2 separate regions of the Homo sapiens genome follow, and region 2 is linked to region 1. A link is a loop called in an ENCODE intact Hi-C map of the cell type or tissue named here. Cell type or tissue: endothelial cell of umbilical vein. All regions are shown on one strand. Links, peaks and the distances in the headings refer to the core of each region. The heading gives the core; the rest is flanking DNA.

Region 1 (10,303 bases), core at 3,608-6,107:
AGTTAAAGCCTAAACTGCCCCATATGAATTAGCTAATTTCTGATACTATGCTGGCCCAAGAGTAGCACTTTTATAAGCTAAAAACGAAAGCTCAGAGCATACAACTTAGAGACTATTCACACAATTACTCATGTAATCAAACCCAGAAGAAGGGCAACACCAACCAAGTCTTTTACTGGTCTGTTGCTGCTCTACAGCTACCAGGATGGTACCTAAAATTATCTTTTGAGGTTCAGTGAGGCCTCATAATTCCCTTAAACAGTCAAGTCATAGAATACTTTGAAATCCCAGAAGTCAAGTTAATAGTATTACTCGGCTAGCTATATAATAAAAACCAAACTGGTATCCTGGCTAGGAGGCCCTGGAAAAGTCACAACTTCTCAGGGACACAAGTTTTTTTTGTTTGTAAACTGATGGTGCTGGACTAAGAATCCTTCTAGTTCTTAAAGTTTAAGATAATTAACTTAAGATTTCATGTCAAAAAGAAAAGAGCCAGAGGCTGGGTGCGGTGGCTCACGCCTGTAATCCCTGCACTTTGGGAGGCTGAAGCGGGTGGATCACGAGGTCAGGAGTTCAAGACCAGCGTGGCCAAGATGGTGAAACCCCGTCTCGACTAAAAAAAAAAAAAAAAAAAAAAAAAAATACAAAAATTAGCCAGGCGTGGTGGCAGGTGCCTGTAATCCCAGCTACTTGGGAGGCTGAGGCAGAGAACTGCTTGAGCCCGGGAGGCAGAGGTTGCAGTGAGCTGAGATCGTGCCACTGCACTCCAGCATGGGTGACAGAGTGAGACTGTCTCAAAAAAAAAAAAAAAAAAAGAAAGAAAGAAAAGAGAAAATGAGAGCAGTTTATGAAATCTAAAAAAGAAAGTTAATATATATATAAAACACCCCTAGCTCTTGGGCTAGGAAGACAAGTGCATCCTTACTAAGGCTTGGTCCTGTCAACTTCAGAGGCAATAATGAGAGCCCAGACTACAGTGTCTACAGTAACTGCAAAACAGCCACACAGCACAGCGGGAACACATTCACACGCCAGGAGACCCAGCATACATGTGCTTGAAGAAGTTATAAGACTCAGGCTTTATTCTCTAACGAAATGGTCATTCCCCCTTTGATGTGGGGGTGGGGGTGGGGATGCCCTGCCCACCCCCCAATTCCGGCTCCCACTCAGTTATCCCACATACCATACATACCATCAAAGTATTTAAGCAATGGCATGCAAAGCAAGCTTTCGACAGGTTTCTTGCAAGAGAAAGGCAGAAGAGAACAGGTAAAAGCAGAAGAGCACACAGGTAAAAGCAGAAGAGCACAACTTCTACTTAAGCCCAAAGAAGAGGGACCTGTTCACATCTTGTCCTACCCGGAATGATGCACACGCACAGGGGCTTGCCGGGACAGCAGTAGTTTCACTGGAAAGGGCTGGTATGGAGGCACCGAGGACAAGGTCCTTCCATCGCAGCGGTGATAATGCTCTACCCAAGAAAAAAAGATTGCGTCTGCCAGCCACGCAAGACTGGTCTGCAAGGATGTCACCATAGCAGAGGGCAGGGAAAACAAGCAGGTGTCCTGCCACACTCTTTGGGACTGGCCAGTCTAGGAGTGTGCTTTACCCCACGCACTGAAAACACTGGTTACTAGAAATATCAAACATTTCCTGTGATTCTCTCCTCCAAGATAACTCGGGCAGCTTGAGAACAAGCTGCTCTTAGCTAATTAAAAGATTTCTGCTGATATTAACCTTTATAAAAGATTTCAGGTTCCAGGACACGTCATTTATCATGCAGAGTCCCAAGCAGGTACATTAGCAATGGAAACCAGGCTCCAATAAGGAACTAACAATTTTATCTCTGTTGTTCTTTATTTTAGGTTAAAGAAATGAACTTCTCGTTTCATCTCCACATGGGAGGAATGTTCTGGAGGGGGTAACAGCCTATTAAACTCATCTAGCTTTTTTTTTTTTTTTTCAAACTCCACAGCTTGCCTCCCTACCCTACTAGACTAGATTGCACAGAGGCAGGGCAGGCACGGGAAACGACTCTGGTTGGAAATTACAAACATATACACACAGAATGCAAGCACCATAACCCTTTGAATACACAGTGGTTTGTGCCTTGCCCCAGACCTACCTAAGGATTTAAACAGCACAGAAGTCGGAGTTCGGCTGACTGCATGACACTCTCCTATCAATCGGGTGAAACAAAGACCCAGTACTCTAAGCTTAAAGCATTCCAGGCAAAATTTTAGTTAACAGGCAATAGGAAGGTGTGATAGGCCAGTGCTAACAAGAAAGCCACAGATGGGTTTCTTTGAGCTGTTAAGACACTGGAAAGGGCTGGTATGGAAGCCCAGTGGAGCCATTAGGACAATGGAAAAGGAGGTACCCCTCCACCAGGCACTTTGCAGAGAAAACTATACTCTGGAAGCTGCCTGCACTGTTGATAGGGCTAGACGTATGATAAACAGCTAACCGGAGGGGCACCCGAGGAGACAAACTGCCAACTATGAAGAACAAAGCAGAGACCTCAACTTGTCACGTCTCAAGCTCAGATGTACAAACTTTGGGATCGTCAAGTGAGGCTCGTGTGTATGCCTGGGGATATGACTGTATTCCAGTGATCAGCCACCTAGCTGACCTGCCACGAATGGGTGACCTGTGGTGACTTACTTTAATCAACTGTAGTACTTCTAGATTGATTGGGTGATTTAAGGTTCTGACATATTCAGGCAAGAAAATAAAAGCAAGTGTTTCCTAGACTTCCTCATTGGGATTTGAAATAGAAATCCTGAAAAGCCCATAAAAGCCTATTTCCCTAAATCCTTGGTGGAAATTCCCAAAAGATTAAAAAATCCAGACCCTGTCTTATTATAGGGACCCAGCAGATTTCAAAAGACTCAAGAGGTCAGCTTAATCTGGTTATTAACTGAAATTGCTGAGATACTGATGAACATTCCAGCCATGGAACCCAAAATTCTCTAGAGTAATAATTACCTATTAGTGCAATGTTACTACTGAGGCCGTATATGCTTCATTTTTACAGTATAACAAAATGTCTAAAACTTATGAGAGTCCTACAACGTCTAGGCCACTCAGTATCACATCCAAGTAGGTATGGTTCCTGGATCACCAACCAACCCCTGAATTCGATCCTGTTATCTCACAGTCTGGGGTACTGATCCCGCACAGCAGAGACACAACGTGTGAAAGGCTCGGCAGAGCCCATTCCTGTTCCTGGAAAAATAACCAGAAGCACACATCTGCCTGACCATGAGTCAGGAATATCAATTTTGTGGTGGAGCCCATTTCTGCTGTGACCAACCCACACCCGAACACACTCGCAACAGAAGCAACCGCCACAGAGCAATTCCAGAATGAGCTTTTTCCCCCTCGGGGTCCATACTTAGCAATGTCATAAACGGTCTCCCCTGCGACAGCAATCCTTTTACACTCTTCATAATGACCTTAAGTCTTTAGTGCAAAACCACAGAAACATTGCCACTGCCATATAAAAGTCATCTGAGTTTCAGTTTGGGTGATTCGGTCATGACCAAACTGAACAGAGGATAACCTTTCAGGCACAATTAACAGGAGCCACAGCGTCGCGATGAACTTGCCCCATCTGGTACCGGTGATCCCGAGCGCTCCAGGGCGATGAGAGCCCGTTACCTACTATGTCCCACTCCACTTATGTAACTGGAAGATCGCCGGCGAAGGGGAGGGTAGGATGGGAGGGTGCTCACATTCCGAGGCCACAGCACTCCAAAGAACCTCTGAGCACCCTGGGGACACGCTCGCACCTTAGAGCCTCTGGCGCCGAAGAGCCTCGGGTGCTGCTGGACGCACAGTCCCCTACCCACGGCTCCTGATGGGAACTATAACCACCTCTTTATGATGAGTTGTGGGACCCAGAACACAATGTCTAGTCCCTTTTGTGGATAATAATCCCCACCTACTTGTTCCTGCTAGATGGGGAAAGGAGCCGGTGGACCTACTCGCTCGCGGGGGGGTAGCGGGGGGCAGAAATTCATGGAATGGGCGAGAAGGAGGGGGAGGCAAAGCCCAGAGATGGGGGTGAGAGCTCAGGAGCCCTTGTGGCGCACTCTCCCGACGGGAGGCGAAGTGCGCACGCGCGCCGGTGGGGGGGCCGAGTAACGGGAGAGGGGGCGCGCGAGGGAGGGAGGGGGAGAGCGCGATCCAGGGAGAGGCCGGGGCCGCGGGCGCGCGACGGCGCCGCGGCCCAAAGCCCCGAGAAGGGCAGGAGCGCGCGCAGCCCCGACAGGCGAAGCCCCGGCGACAGGGGCGCCCGCGGGGCCGGGGGCCGGGATGCGCGTCGAGGGCGGGAGGAAGAGGGGCGTCAGGCGAAGGCGGCTCCAGGGAGGCCGCGCCGAGGACGGTCACCCGCGAGCAGGGGTGACGGGCCGAGGGGAGAGTCGCCACCGGCGGCGGCGGGAGGGGGAGGGTAGAGAGGAGGGACGCCATCCGCCAGCCGTGTCGTCCGACCCCGCGGGCCCCTCCCGCGCCACGTCCCGCCCCTGACCCCCGCCCCCCGGCAAGGGTCCCCGCCCGCGGCCACGGCGGTCCCACTCACAGTCTCTCCTCCTCGCCTCCTCCTCCTCCTCCGCTCGGCGCGGCGGCGGCGGCGGCGGCCATTTTCCGGACGGCTTTTACCACAGCCCTCTCTCCGAGAGGAGGGAGCGCGCGCGCCGCCGACGCCGGGACCCCGCACGGCCGACGTCGCGCCCCGCCCTCTTGGCCGGCCCGCGCGCTGCTGCACCTGCGCGCCCGCGCCCCGCCCTCGGCGCCGCTGCGAGCCCGCCCGTCATTGGCTGTGATGGCCGGGCTGGGACGGGGAGGACGGGGGAGGGGGGAGTCTCAGCGGCGATGCCGTCAATTGGCGAGATTTCCTGTCCATTTCGGCCAGGGAAAAGGGGGCGGACCCCTCCAGCTGTTGATTGGCTGCTTTCGGCCGTCGTTTGGGGAAAAGAGGCGGCTTGGGCGCGGAGGGACTGGTTTAGTGGGCGGAATTTGAATGTTAAGGATTAATGGACCCTTGCGGATGCTGGGGCAAGTGAAGGCCTAGGCTTGGGACGCCTGTTTGCGCTGCTCTGAGGGGCGATTGACCCTCTGTCCACAGATGCACCGAGTGCGCTGCAATAAGCGTTTCATTGCACCCACATTTTCTCAATATCACTATCTTCGGCAGAAGCAGCAAAGTTGCCCACCCTGGAGCCTGACGTTGCCCCAGCTGAGGGGCCTTGGTTTCAGAGGCCTACTCAATGCATTATTTCATCCGAGCCTGCCCAGTGCTCACACTCTCATAGAGGCGGGGAATAAACTGACAACAAATCGCAACCCTGGCTTTCGCAGAACTCTGGCGGGGGAAGAGAGTGCATGCCAAGGCCTCGTGACACCTGTCACTGTTGGATCAGATGGTTTGGTGGAGGTGTGAATAAGGGGCAATGTTAGCTCTGCCTGGAAGATATGATTTGGGAGCTGAGATCCAGCAATTTTTCACTTTCCTAGAAGAGTTGATTTGGAGCTGAGATCCAGCAATTGTGTTTTGGGAAAATAAGAGTATGAGAAAACTGTTAGCTAACCAGGTGTTCAGGACAGGAGTGTTTGTTAAGGGGACCTTACCCTGATGCCAGTCATTATCCAATCCATTCAATGATCCTTCTGTTAGTTCTATGCTTAGCAAGAAAACCTGATTCTGATTTGGCTGCTTGCCCCCATTCATTTATTGACTACCTGCTATGTGCCAGGCACTCTTCCAGGCTCTGGATGCACGGTACTGAACAGACAGCAAACTAACATTCTTGCCGGGAAGATTCATACTAGCATACAAATAAGTATAATATATCATTTCACATAGTGATAAGGGCTTTGAGAAAGATAAACTAAGTGAAGGGGGTGCTATTTAGATATCTGCTGGTTTTCACCCTCATTTTACTCCCTCATATGAATATCTGGGGAAAGAACATTCCAGGCAAGTTCAAAGGACATGAGGAGAGACTATGCCTGGCATGTTGGGGACTAACGAGGAAGTCAGTGTTGCTGGAGAGTGGTAGGGAATGTGATTGGAAAGGCAGCTGGGGCCACTATGAGAACTGGGAGTTCATTCTTTTTTGGGGGGGGTGGGGATGGGGTCTCATTCTGTCACCCAGGCTGCAGTGCAGTGGCGCAATCTTGGCTCACTGCAACGTCCACCCTGAGCTCAAGCGATCCTCCCTCCTCAGCGTCCTAAGTAGCTGGGACCACAGATGCGAACCACCACGCCTGGCTAAGTTTTTGTATTTTTGATAGAGATGGGAGTTCACCATGTTGCCCAGGCTGGTCTCAAACTCCTGAGTTCAAGTGATCCGCCCGCCTCGGACTCCCAAAGTGCTGGGACTACAGGCGTAAGCCACCGCACCCGGCCAGAACCGAGAGTTTATTCTAAGATGAGAAGCCCTCAGAGGATTTTGAGCCAGGAGCTGTCTGATCTATGTTGCAGGTGTAGAGTGGAGAACTGGACGTGATGAAACAAAACTACAGCACAAGGCTAGTTGCAAGGCCCTGGAACAGTCTAGGAGAAAGAGTTGATGGTAGCTTTAACTAGGGTGGCAGCAGTGCAGCTCTGAGAAGTTGTGAGATTCAAGATATGTTTTCAGAACTGAACAAAAGGATTGGATGTAGGGCATAGAGCAAGGGAAGAAACAAGGATGATTCCTGAGATTGGGGCCTGAGCAACTGGGGAAATAAGGGTGCTTTTCACCATAGTGGGGAGAACTACAGGAAAAGTACATTTTCAGAGGTGCAGATCAAGAGTTCTGCTTTGGCTGTATTAAGCTTGGGGTGCCCAGTGGTGTGAAAGTGGAGATGTTGAGTAAGCCATTGGGTGTGCGATGCTGAAGTATAGAGATGCGGCTAAAGCAGTCCAAAAGTCATCACGCTGAACATCCAATTCAAGAAGCCATAAAGAAATGACAGAGTAAGCCTGCAAAAGTAGAAGAAAGAAAAATAAGGATGAATAAAACTTAATGAAATAGAAACAAATGATGGAGAGGATTGAGAAAATTTTAAACCTGCTTCTTTGAAAAGCTGAAAAACAAAAGCCAACCCTCTAACAAGCTGGATATAAAGAGAAAAGAGAAAAGTAAATTATGTTACTCATGAAAAGGTTTTATTATGCACTGTGTGTCAGTAAATTTGAAAACATAAGCAAAAGGAATACATTCCTAGGAAAGTACAGCTTACCAAAACCGACTTTAGAAACAGAAAATCCCTGTAACCACAATGAAATTGACTATGTATTTAAAAAGCTACCCATCCTCCTACACACAGACACAGACACGCAGACACACACAGACACACACGCACACAGAGAGAGAGAGAGAGAGAGAGAGAGAAACAGACCAAGAGGGCTTTATGGATGACTTCTACCAAATCTTTAATGAGTAGGCAATTCCAATCATACACAGAAAAGAAATAAATGTCTCCAAACTTATTTTACTAGACTAATATATCTACTATGATGAGCCAAGAAAAGTATGACACAAGATGTGGAAATAAGTTTTAAAATTCTAGACAAATAAACTGAATCCTGCAGTATATGATCTATCACAACCGAGTTGAGTTTTATCCTAAGAATGCAAATATGGTTTAAAATTAGAAACCCAACCTTAACAAACTTAAGGGGAAAAACACTACATAATTATTTCAATAGATGCAGAAAAAGCATTTGATAAAATTCAACATCTACTTATGATTTTTTTTAAAAATCAGAGAACTGGAGTTCAAGACAAGCCTGGGCAACATAGCAAGAAGCAAGACCCCGTCTTTACAAAAAAAATTTAAAAATTAGACAGACGTGGTGGCACACACCTGTAGTCCCAGCTCCCTGGAAAGCTGAGGTGGAAGGATCACTTGAGCCCAGGAGTTTGAGGCTGCAGTGAGCTATGATTGCACATTGCACTCTAGCCTGGGCAACAAAGCAAGACCCTGTCTTTAAAAAAAAAAAAAAAAAAAAAAAGGTGACCAGGCACGACGGCTCACGCCTGTAATCTCAGCACTTTGGGAGGCCGAGGCAGGCGGATCACGAGATCAGGGGATTGAGATGATCCTGGCTAAAATGGTGAAACCCCATCTCTACTAAAAATACAAAAAAAAATTAGCCGGGCGTGGTGGCACGCACCTGTAGTCCCAGCTACTCTGGAGGCTGAGGCAGGAGAATCGCTTGAACCTGGGAGGTGGAGGTTGCAGTAAGCCGAGATCGTGCCATTGCACTACAGCCTGGGTGACAGAGCGAGACTCCATCTCGAAATAGATGGATGGATGGATGGATGGATGGATGGATGGATAGATAGATAGATAGATAGATAGATAGACAGACAGACAGACAGACAGATAGATAGATAGATAAAATAAAAGGTTAGGAGAGGGCAAAAAACCTGAATAGACATTTCTCAAAAGAAAACATTTAAATGACCAACAGGTATATGGGAAAAATCTCGCCAGGCACCTTGGCTCACACCTGTAATCCCAGCACTTTGGTAGGCCGAGGTGGGAAGATCACTTGAGTCCAGGAGTTCAAGGCCAGCCTGGTTAACATGGCAAGACCACTGTCTCTAAAAAAACAAAAAATTAGCCAGGCATGGTTGTGCACACTTGTCATCTCAGCTTCTTGGGAGGCTGGGGTGGGAGGATCACTTGAGCCCAGGAGTTTGAGGCTGCAATGAGCCAGGATCGTGCCATTGCACTTTGGCCTGGGTGACAGAGTGAGACCCTGTCTCGAAAAAAGAAAGAGAAGGAAGGGAGGGAGGGAGGGAGGGGAAAAAAAGTTCAACATCACTCATCATCAGGGAAATTCAAATCAAAAGCCCAATGAGATACCCCTTCAATTCAGTTAGAATGGCTTTAATCAAAAAGACAAAAGAAGACAAGTTGGCAAAGATGTGGAGAAAAGGGAATACTTTCATACTGTTGGTGGGGTAGTAAGTTAGTATAGTCAACTATGGAGAACAGTATGGAGGTTTCTCAATAAATTGAAAATAGAACTACCAGCAATCCTACTACCGGTATATATCCAAAGGAAATGAAATCAGTATGTGGAAGAGTTATCTGCACTCCCATTTTTATTGAATGACTATTCACAATAGCCAGATACAGAATCAACTTAGGTGTCCACCAACAGGTGAATGGATAAAGAAAATGTGGTACATATATGCAATGGAATAATATTCGGCCATAAAAAAGAATGAAATCCTGTCACTTAAGACAACATGAATGAACCTGGAGGACATAAAGTTAAGGGAAATAAACCAGAAACAGAAAGACAAATACCACATGATCTCAGTCATATGTGGAATCTCAAAAACAAAAAAGAGTTGATATCATAGAAGCAGAGAGTAGAACAGTAGTTACCAGAGACTGGGGAGAGGATCGGGGAGAGGAGGATGGGCAGAGGTTGGTCAACAGGTACAAAGTTATTATTAGATAAGATGAATAAATTCTGGTGTTTTGACCAGGTGCAGTGGCTCACGCTTGTAATCCCAGCACTTTGGGAGACTGAGGTGGGTGACTCACTTGAGGTCAGGAGCTTGAGTGCAGCCTGGCCAACATGGTGAAACCCCATTTCTACTAAAAATACAAAAATTAGCTGGGCATGGCGGCGGGTGCCTATAGTCCCAGCTGCTTGGGAGGCTGAGGCAGGAGAATCGCTCGAACCCAGGAGGCAGAGCAACCTGGTGAGCTGAGATCACACCACTGCACTCCAGCCTGGGTGACACAGCGAGATTCTGTCTCAAAAAAAAAAATTATGTTGTTCTATTGCACAGCAGGGTGACTATGGTTGACAGCAATATATTGTATGTTACAAAATACCTAGAAGAGAGACTTTTGAAAGTTCCCACAACAAAGAAATGGTACATGCATGAGCTGATGGATATATTAACTACCCTGCTTGGACCATTGTGCAACATAAATATATATTGAAATATCAAATTGTACTCCCTAAATATGTGTCAATTAAAAAACAAAAATAAAAAGCCCCACATACATCCTTCTTCCATTCTCTTTTAAACCTCATTCTTGGTGCGTCTCTGCGGGGAGAAAGGCCCATTTCAAGTCAGTTCCCCGGTGTTAGGATGCAGGCATGTAAACACGACCAGTAATAAAAAGCTGGAAAATGTAATGAGGGAAAAAAGATTCAACTCACTCTCACTACAAAAATTATAAAACAGCTGGGAATAAACTTAATAAGAAATGTCAAAACCTGCATCAAAAAGCTATAAAACTTTACTGAAAAATCTAAAAGAAGACCTGAAGA
Region 2 (10,303 bases), core at 4,987-7,486, 51 kb before region 1:
GGCCCTTTTCTGTGGAGAAATCTGGCAGGCACCACCTTAACACACGACCAAACTGAGCTCAGGCCCCTCAGTGCTGCTGAGATGAACCAGCATCACGAGTAGGAGACTGAAGCTTACCGTGAGGAGACAGCAGGAAGAGTCCAGAGAGGGCGTGCCATGCAACCACGGTCTGGACTCAAGATGATGAGAGAAAACAAGGGGGTGGGGGAACATTTCTGATAAAGGAGACTGAAGGGATGACACAATCGAATACAACACACAGTCCTGGACTCTGCATTCCAGGCTCAAAGGCTCTAAAAAAGGCATTTATGGGGTATGTGGAGAAATGTAAGGTTCTGTGTTAGCTCATTGCTAAACTTCCTGAGTGTCTTAACTGTACTGTCTGCTCTTAGGAAAGGCATGCTTAAACGTTTAGGAGTGAAACAGCACGAGGACTATGACTAACTCTCAAGTGATCAATGGGCTAGGGGAAATACAGTGCCAATATGGTAACATGTTTAAAAGAAGGGAGATGACATCAATATAATCAGAAGCTATGCCAACTGACAGTAATATTTTGAAGCAGTGGTAGGCAAGCTTTTTAACAATTAAAGAGAATGCCTTCATATTACACAAAGACATTAAGAAAAAAAGCTGAAGGCTGGGCACGGAGGCTCACACCTGTAATCCCAGCACTTTGGGAGGCTGAGGTGGGCGGATCACGAGGTCAGTTCGAGGCCATCCTGACCAACATGGTGAAACCCCCTCTCTACTAAAAATAAAAAATTAGCCAGGTGTGGTGGCGCGCACAAAGGGACCGGGGCGGTGCTGGCGGCGATGCCAACAGACCTCAGTGTACTGTGGGGTTCTTTCAGCCAGAACTGTTCATGGTTTCATCAGTGAGCTCCAGTTACCACACCACACAAGTTTGGAGTGATCCACCCCGCCCCAGTTTTTCCTGCACGAACTCATGTTTTTATTGTGTGATTTACAGAACACAAGATCTTTTTCTAAGAATGCACACATCACACGTTGAAGCAGAAAGGCCTTTACAAAATCTTAAAATACCTACAAAATATGAAGTAAGGCTCTTAAGAAATAAAATATTCAATGATTTTGCTGCTAGAATGCAAACATTAGATCAAATCCTTCATTTGATCTAGCAAAGGAAAATTAGAGTTGCAGGAATCTTGTTTTCAGGCCAAACCATGACATCCTGAGGGGTCTGATGGCAGGAACTGCCTGCATTTTCCTCATGAATGTGACCTGCAGTGATCTTGTGAGAAAGGCCCGGAAGGCCGTGCAAATTACAGGGGTACAAGCAACAGCTGGCAGGTGTGGCCAGACAGGCAACTGCAGTTAAGGAAAGACTACTCAATCCCTGAGGTTTTCAGATTTTACAAAAAGGCAAAAAAGCCAGGTGAACAAGGCAGATGAAAGGTATTTTTCACTTGAATTGGAATCCAGCCCCCTCCCTGTCCCCTGGAGTGAGCTCCAGAGAAACTTCCAGAGCCCCAGCAATATCCCAACCTTTCGTAAATTCACTCATGCTCGCCACTTTCAGGAGATGGCATTTCTCAGCACCTTTCACTTCCAGTTATCCCTCGGCACAGCACAAAGAGCTAAACTACCACTCGAGGCAGTTAACCTAAGGGCAGGGTGGTGGCTACAGCTCCAGGTGAACAGTCTGGGACCAGAGGAAATAATGAGCCCCCCCTTGTACTGGCTGCTTCCACCCTAAAGTGTCATCCAGATGGTGTTTCCAATTCTTTCTACTTCCAGTATTAGCTGCAGAATTACGGAATCAAGGAGGCTTCTCTGCATGAATCAATAAAGGCTATAGCACTTTGAGACACAAGCTTTGGCCCTTTAAAAATGTGAGAAATCAAACTGGCACAGGCAGAGTGTCTCAGTGGTCTCCAGGGAGCAAGAGAGAATGAGGTTCAGCTTGAAGGCTACAAGGGTGGAGCCTGAGGTTCAGCTGCCCTGCTCTGAATTCGCAGTCCATTTCTTAATCCTCCACTTTTGAGAAGATGCGAGAAACCAGTTATGTTTTGCTAAGCTTAAATAAAATGCAGTTCTTGCCAACCAAAAGCAGAACCCTCCCCAAATACAGGCAACCAGTGCCATACAGCAAATCTCATCTTTATAGATGTGTAAAATGAAAACCGAAACACAAGCCCACCACATACAGGTTAAAAAATTCCTGCTGTGGAGAACAGTTTGGCAGTTTCTCAAATGTTAAACATGGAGTTACCATATGACCTGGCAATTTTACTCCTAGCCATACACTCTCAAAAAGCCACAACTATGCCGGGTGCGGTGGCTCACGTCTGTAATCCCAGCACTTTGGGAGGCTGAGGTGGGTGGATCACCTGAGGTCAGGAGTTTGAGACCAGCCTGGCCAATATGGCGAAACCTTGTCTCTACTAAAAATACAAAAAAATTTAGCCGGGCATGGTGGTGAGTGCTACCTGTAGTCCCAGCTACTCAGGAGACTGAGGCAGGAGAATTGCTTGAACCTGGGAGGTGGAGGTTGCAGTGAGCAGAGATCGTGCCACTGTAATCCAGCCTGGGCGACAGAGCAAGACCTTGTCTCAAAAAACCAAAACAAACAAACAAAAAACCAAAACCAGTAACCAAACAGATATCCGTACACCAGTGTTCATGGCAGCACAGTTTACAACAGCCAAATGGTGGGGGCAACCCAAATATGCATTCCCAAGGGATGGGTGGATAATCAAAACCTCATTATCTATAGGATATAATATCATTCAGCCTCAAAAAGGAAAGAAATTCTGACACATGCTACAATGCAGATGAACCTTGAGGACATTACGCTCAGTGAAAGAGGCCAGACACAAAAGGCCAAATAGTGCATAATTCCATTTATAGGAAATGTCCAGAATAGGCAAATCCATAGAGACAGGAAGTGGATGAGTTGTTGCCAGGGGCTGCGGGTAATAAGAGGTGACTGCTCCTGTGTCTGGGGTTTCTTTTGGGTGCTGAAAGTGTTCTGGAATGACACAGAGGCGATGGTTGCACAACTCTGTGAATGTACTAAAAGACACTGAATTGCACATTTTATTTTTAAACAATTTTTTCTGTGAGCCTATGAATTATACTGAAGAATGAATTGTACACTTTAAATGAGTAAATTTCATGGTATGTGAATTATATCTAAATTAAAAAAAACAACAACATTAAAACAGCAGCTGACCACCAATTATTCTAAATCATAAAGATAGGTTTTGTGATGCCTGGCCAGTGCTCAGAGCCCACACAGCTGTCTCAGAGCAAGTCTATCTGGCTGTGGCACAGAGCCCCGGCAGATAGATGGGCTGTCCGTCTGAGGAAGAGGCCAATGTGGGGACCTATAGTGATACATGACAGACTGGACCAAGCCAACCTGAATGTGAAACTCTGAAGCCCAGGACACAATAACCATGACAATCAGAAAGGAATTTAGTTCAAGAAGTTTAATGAGTAGGCATTTAGCCAAGTGGAAGGTTGTTGGCTATTCTGAGGACATTTGATCTTTTTTTTTTAATTGTGGTAAAATACACATAACATAAAATTTATCATTAATAGCATTTAGTACATTCACAATGTCATGCGACCATCACTACTCTCTAGTTCCAAAGACAACCCTTTACCCATTAAGCAGTTGCTCCCCACTCCCACTCCTCTCAGCCCCTGGTAACCACTAATCTATTTGTCTCCACAAATCTGCCTACTGTTGACACTTCATATAAGTGGAATAATACCCTCCCCTGGAAAGCCTGTCTTTTAAAAAATGATTTTCATTTAAAAAAGTTTTTTTGCTTAACACAGTGGCTCATACCTGTAATCTTAGGAAGGCAGAGGCAGGAGGATTGCTTGGGCCCAGGAGTTCGAGATCTGCCTGGGCAACATAGTGAGATCCCGTTATTCACAAAAAGGGGGAAAAAAGACCAGGAAAAAAAAAAATCCCAAAACTAAACAACGAAAAAGTTTTTTTTAGGGAGATAGGGTCTCGCTGTGCTGCCCAGGCTGGGCTCAAGCGATCCTCCTGCCTCAGGCTCTCAAGTAGCTGGGACTACAGATGAGCTACCACGCCCAACTTAGAAACATGTATTTTTTTCAGATTAGCTCATCATTCCCTGGTAACTTCTCCAATGATTTCCCCTTGCATCTCTGCCACTATATTCTAGCAGGGTTCTCACACTGATCCTACACACAAGTGGTTAGAGACTCACCAGGCCAAGCTCACCTCCAATTCCAAATACCTAGTCCTCAAGGTCCAAGTGGCCTGTTTCCATAGACACTGACACTGTGCATGACTTTTCTGTCCTCAGCTGCTGGCTTTCTCCATTTCTTGTTGATAATGTTTTTTTCTTACCTTTACATACTTCATGTAAATAAGTTTCACAGACTTTTAACAAAGTGTTGGCTGCTTTTATCAAAGAAGAGAAAATCTGCCAAAATAAATTTTCACCATGAAGGCAACACATTTTGGGGAACAAGAAAGGGCAGAAAGGAGATCTCTTTTACTAGAGAACTCTGCTTAAGGACTGGCTCATTTGATCCAAACATCTCATCAGTAACTTGGAGTGAGTGCCCTTGTTTTCGTCATCTTGCGTCTCACTAGTGTAGGTCAGTCCACATCAGCCTGCCTGACGTACTTGGTTCGTAATGCTGACATCTGAGCCCCCATGTTTATTTCACCCTGATTCTACTGAAATGACCAACGAAATGCAAAACAGGAGGAAATATCTCTATCAATGCCTTCAGAGGAACCGCTGTAGAATGTGGTGTGGCTGGGATCCATGCGAGAGAAGCAGCTCTCACACGATTCCACCACAGTTAAACACATGGGCAAAGGAGGGACCTGCCGGAGGTATGAGGATTCCGTAGCAGAGCCCAAGAAAATCTGCAAGATCAGAGAAACTGGGCCTAAGAGCCAGACTGGCAGAAGTACGGTTTGCCGGTGGCAAATAGAAGGACCTGAACCACCAGTGCCCTAGGTGGAGAGGTCAGTGACAGGCTGGCCAGGTTTTCCTGGGCACTGCTGGGACAGAGAGAGACACCAATATAGAGGAGATTCTACCTGTCTCAAGAATCTGCCAGCAGCACCCTGGGTCCCCACCCTGACTCCAGCTGCTGCCACAGGGGAAGCAGCAGGGACTGAAGCTCCACCCCATAAACAACTCTAGGGACTGGGGATCAAACAAGTACCAACAAATTAGTAACTGTCCTGTGTACAAATACAAATTAGGTGGAAACTATAATGATTGAACACCAGTCATTCCAGTCAAGATCCCAACTGGAGGCCGGGCGCGATGGCTCAAGCCTGTAATCCCAGCACTCTGGGAGGCTGAGGCGGGCAGAACACGAGGTCAGGAGTTCGAGACCAGCCTGGCCAACACAGTGAAACCCTGTCTCTACTAAAAATACAAAAAAATTTTAGCCTGGTGTGGTGGTGCGCGCCTGTAGTCCCAGCTACTTGGGAGGCTGAGGCAGGAGAATCGCTTGAACCCAGGAGGCGGAGGTTACAGTGAGCCGAGATTGTGCCACTGCACTCCAGCCTGGGCAACACAGCAAGACTCTCGTCTCAAAAAAAGAAAAAAGATCTCAACTGGATTTTCTTTGGAATCTGACATTTACCTAGAATAGGCATCTGAGGACAGCCAGAAGGAGTGTGTGTGTGTGTGTGTGTGTGTGTGTGTGTGTGTGTGTGTGTGTGCAGGGGGGGGGATGGCTTCCTTCTGGTAGCCACTGCTCTAGGGAGTATTTCTCACCATCATGTCACAAAGCACACAACAGGAGCACTCTCACATGGATTAGGGAATTAGATGCAGACCTCCTGCACAACTGCCCTCTTCCAGTCCTAGTAAGATAAGACACAAAAGAAAGGCAGGGAAGGAGAGTGTGAAGGGAAGATTTCAGCACACAAAGGAAAGGGGTGTAATTCAAAGCAGTCTGAGAAAAGACTCCAGAGGACAAAGCAGCAGCAAAGCCAGGCTCCTGCCCCGTCCCCCAGAAACCACCCTAGGGAGCGGGCAACGCCCTGGGAATTTGCAGTCAGTAAGCTGGAGAGAAGCAACCAAGTGGGAGTCCTTCACTTTTTCCTTTTAGACCCAGAAACTCCAGCTGGGAGGTGCAGGAGAAATGGCAAAGTGCCCAGTGAGCCAGCCCAGCTCTGTGGGAAGCAACTGCTCTTAGGTATACACAGATTATGGAACCACCCAGAGACTGAGGTGCCCCCTATCCCCATGGAAATGGCACACACATCCCTCGTGCAGCTAGAGTGAGCCTTAGTAAGACATCCAACACAGTTCTTAGAACAAAGAGAAGAATCCAGATAGGGCTGAAGACTACATGGCTGCAGCTCCCTCCAGCGTGCAAATTCTCTCCGGATACAAGATAACAAGCCTGCACGCGATAGCTCAGAGGGGAAAACAGCAAGAGAAGATGCCAAGAAACTGGGAAGAGAGAGCCAAGAATTCCTCCACTGTCTCAAAGCAAACAGAACGACTATGCAGAGCCATCCAAGCCTGAGCCAAGACGAAAAGAAGTGACATGGTAACTAGGCAAACATATTATGGCCAGAAGAAAAAAAAGAGGCCCAGGGAGGGAGATGGCACGAGAAAGGCAAAGTCTCCCACCAAGAAGAGAATACACAAGGAAGGGAAAAAAATTCCCCACAACTTCATAAGAACATGTTCCCAATAAAAGAGTTCAAAGATGGGATGATAAAACAGAATAAGATGAAAAGACAAATTTCCAACCTAGAGAAACAAACTGCAGACCAAAACACATCATTATGAAACTAATAAATACATTGAAAAACAGCCAGAAACAGAATATACATAGCTGAAAATCAAATTAGACAAAGTGAATGCAGATGAAAAAGACAAAAGCTAAACCAATTACGGCAAAGCTAATAGCATTGGAAGAGAGACAAAGACAATCCAACATGAGGAATTTGTGTCCCTGAAGTACAGAACTCAACAAATGGAACAGAAGATGCTGTCAAAGATCCATAAGAGAGCTGACCTGAAACAGCAACGACTACATCTGCAGACTGAAAGAATACACCATGTTCCCAGGACAATTTGATAAAGAATGCTCAATAGCAAGCCAGACTCTAGTCAACCTACTCAACTTCAAGGATAAAGAAAGCATTCTTCAGGCACCTTGGGATTCTTCCAAGGGGGAAACATCAGAAGACCAGACAGAATGTCTACAAAGTTCTGAGGCAGCTTAGCGCAGTGGTGGTGGGGGAGAGGTCAGAGGTAAATTCAGAGAGATGGACAGGGGCCAAAAGCCTCTCTGAGAAGACGAAATCTGAACACAGATCTGAAGGAAGTGAGTGGTGAGGGAGCAGGTCAAGTAAAGAGGGGTCCAGCCAATGAGGAGCAGCAAGAGCCAAGGCTCTGACTCTAGCAACATTATGGCAAGTTCCAGGAAGAGCAAGAGCAGTGGGAGCCAGGTGAGCAAGGGAGAGAATGGTAGAGAATGAGCTCAAATAGGCAAGGAGGGATCATGTTCCATGTGGCTGCTGAGGCAGGCCCAGTTACACAATTTGTGGAGCCTGGTGCAAAATGAAAATGCAGGGCCTCTTGTTCAAAAATTAAGAATTTTGAGATGGTGAGAGTAGAGTATTAAACCAAGCCTGGGTTCCAGCAAGCCCATGGGCAGTTACAAAGGCCCATGAAGCTGGCTCTGCTTTCAAGTAATGGACTTCGGGTTTTATTCTGAGAGGGTTTTTCTCAAGGGAGTAACCTGATCTAATAAACATTTTTCAAAGAGCCCATCTGAGGCTGGGCACACTGGTACACGCCTGTAATCCTGCATTTTGGGAGGCCAAGGCGGGAGGATTGCTTGAGCCTGGGAGTTCGAGACCAGCCCGGGCAACATAGGGAGACCCCAGTCTCTACAAAAAATATAAAAATTAGCCAGGTGTGGTGGTGCATACCTGTAGTCTCAGCTACTTGGGAGGCTGAGGTGGGAGGACTGCTTGAGCCCAGGAGGTTGAGGCTGCAGTGAGTCGTGACTGTGCCATTGCATTCCAGCCTGGGTGACAAAGGGAGACCTTATCTCAAAAAAAAAAAAAAAAAGCCCATTCTAACTATGGGAAGATATAGAGTAGAGGGAGTGGGGCAGGAGGGCACAAGATGCCACAGGGGGGCTCTGCAGAAGCAGATGTTGGGTCACGGTTTGAGGTGTAAGATGTTCATCAGGAACTGACATCCATAAAGGGAGGTGGGAAGAAGTCAAAGAGAAGGCCCTATAAGGGCCTTGTACCCTTACCTCGCTCAGTCACCAGGGTGCTGTCCTGGAAATGGCGTGACCTTGGGTGAGGAGGCTCTTGCAGCTGAGGCTAACCGGAGTGTCCGCAGGGCATCCAGAGAGGAGAGTGACCTCCGGGTCTGCCACGTGAGACTACTGCAGAGTCTAGGCAGGGATGCAGGGAGCTGGTCTAGGTGCCATCCCTGAAGGGCATGGGCACCGGGACAGCGAAAGGGCGAGAGATCCAGGACTCTGGCTTCCGTTTCTCATGTTTTTGATACTGAGGTATTTAGCTTTCTAGAGGCCTAAAGGGCAGCTGGATGTATGAATCTGGAGTTCAGGGGAGAGGTCTGAAGAGCCAGGCGAGTGCGTGAGGGCGTGCTGAATATAAGTGTAAACAACCCTCCCCCTGCTATTTGGAGTTGTGATGAGGAGAAAGAATCAGCAGAGGAGACAGAGAAAGAGGAGTCAGTGCAGAGAAGGAAGATCAGACATATCTGTCAAGATTATTGGTGGCAATCAATAGAAACCAACTCTAGCTGATTTATGCAGACAAGGACTGATGAAAAGCTATTGAAGATGCATGTGGTGATGGTTGCACAATATAAATGTGCTCAATACCACAGAATTGTACACTTAAAAATGGTTAAGGCAGTACATTTTATCTTTTGTGTATTTTACTGCAATTTTTAAAACTAGGGGGAAAAGGCTACTGGGTGATAAGAGAATCCCTAGAGGGTTGGAGGAACAGGTTTGAGTCCAGTTGGCTAGGAACAATACTTCAAATCCTTCTGCCAAGCCAGTCCAAACAGCCAGCACTGCCTGTGCGACCCTGCAAGGCAGCAGCACTGGCCACTGGCACTGTGGCCTAGGAGCTCGTCTTTCCTGCAGCCCCAATGCCAGGAGACACGGCTCTCCTGCCTGGCCCTGCTCCTCCTAGCATGTGAGTCTGACTGGCAGAGGCCAGGGTACATACCTACACCCTCGTGTAGAACTCAGGTAATTTCTTTCTGTAAGGGGCCAGATAGTATTTTCCACCTTGTGGGCCAGACAGTATCTGTCACAACCAGCCCACCTGCTGTTGTACAGGAGAGCAGTCTTGGACAATGCACAAAGGACGGGGTGGAACTGGGTCCTGGTAAAGCTTCATTTACGAAAACAGGCAGTGGGCCGGACTTGGCCCTTGAGATACCGTTTGCCAACTGCTGCCCTGACCGAAAGGGAAGCTAGGCAAATAAGCATCTGGCATTTGCAGTGACTACAATCAGAGGTCGCCAGGCCTCCCATCAACTCGTGAGGTGAGAATTCTCCCAAACCCAGAGGGTTCAAGATGTGAGGTGAGATGGCCACCTGGAGAGTATGAGGTACCAGAAGAGACACAAGGAAAGGGCTGAGAAGGAGTGACAGCCACTGATGACTGTTAAGATTATTTCATGGAATGTGGAAAAGCAAGTGTTCATGGAGCAAGCTGAGCAAGGAGCAGCAGGCAAGGAAGAGGGCCCATGAGTGGAGAGAACTCTTAGAGAGTTTGGCTAAAAGGAGAAACAGAGACTGAGCAGGAGCCAAGGAGGTATGCGCTGAAGGGAGCTCAGTTACGATGGTAAATTCTAAAACAAGTTCGTCTGGTGATGGGCACAGTTCACAAGAGGAGGGAAGACCAATGGAGTCCCAGGGGCATCAAACAGTGGTTGACACTGCAAGCTGGGAAGACAGTAAGTCCTCATCATAGGCAGAGCTAAGTTAGAACTCCGTGGGTGGAGTTCCAGAGATGACCAACTCCAGGATACGACCATGGGAATGAGTGGCAGAAGAGACAGGGAAGGAGCCAGGCACTAGGAGGGCGGCCTACATGCGTGTGTGTGCTGGAGTCAGGAACTGGCACGGAATCCTCAATAAGAGGACTGACTGGGGCAGTGAGCAAGCCCACAATCAGGGGTCTGTGGGCCGAGAGGCTGTGTCACAGTCCCCCTATGCCATGCCTGGAGGCACATGGGATCAGAGACCTCTGAGGACTTGGCAGGAGGCACAGGCGTGGAGAGGCAGGGCCTAA

What was found. Hi-C counts contacts between places; a loop is a spot of excess contacts. Peaks named below come from ENCODE experiments on the same cell type or tissue, not always from the same donor. Only the 100,000 strongest peaks of a DNase experiment are listed, where the experiment ranks them.
Region 2: it touches region 1 in a loop (3-fold over the local background); 18 of 110 quality-filtered maps call a loop at or near these places.

What each region holds. Positions count from the first base shown.
Region 1 is chrX:154,093,019-154,103,321 of GRCh38, forward strand. It overlaps MECP2 (methyl-CpG binding protein 2), which reads right to left and starts at 4,699. Exons shown (of 3, transcript NM_001110792.2): 1 at 4,586-4,699. The coding sequence starts at 4,647. RefSeq lists an enhancer at 3,715-3,804 and silencers at 4,125-4,204, 4,265-4,324, 4,301-4,539, 4,625-4,984. In endothelial cell of umbilical vein, for the core only: no CTCF peak of the experiment used is centred there; DNase peaks (open chromatin) are centred at 4,143 and 4,883; H3K4me3 peaks cover 1,127 bases; H3K27ac peaks cover 785 bases.
Region 2 is chrX:154,040,243-154,050,545 of GRCh38, forward strand. All of the region lies in intron 1 of MECP2 (methyl-CpG binding protein 2), which reads right to left. Among named protein-coding and RNA genes, the nearest start is that of MIR718, 25 kb to the left of the region's middle. RefSeq lists an enhancer at 806-1,306. In endothelial cell of umbilical vein, for the core only: no CTCF peak of the experiment used is centred there; a DNase peak (open chromatin) is centred at 6,359; H3K27ac peaks cover 1,869 bases.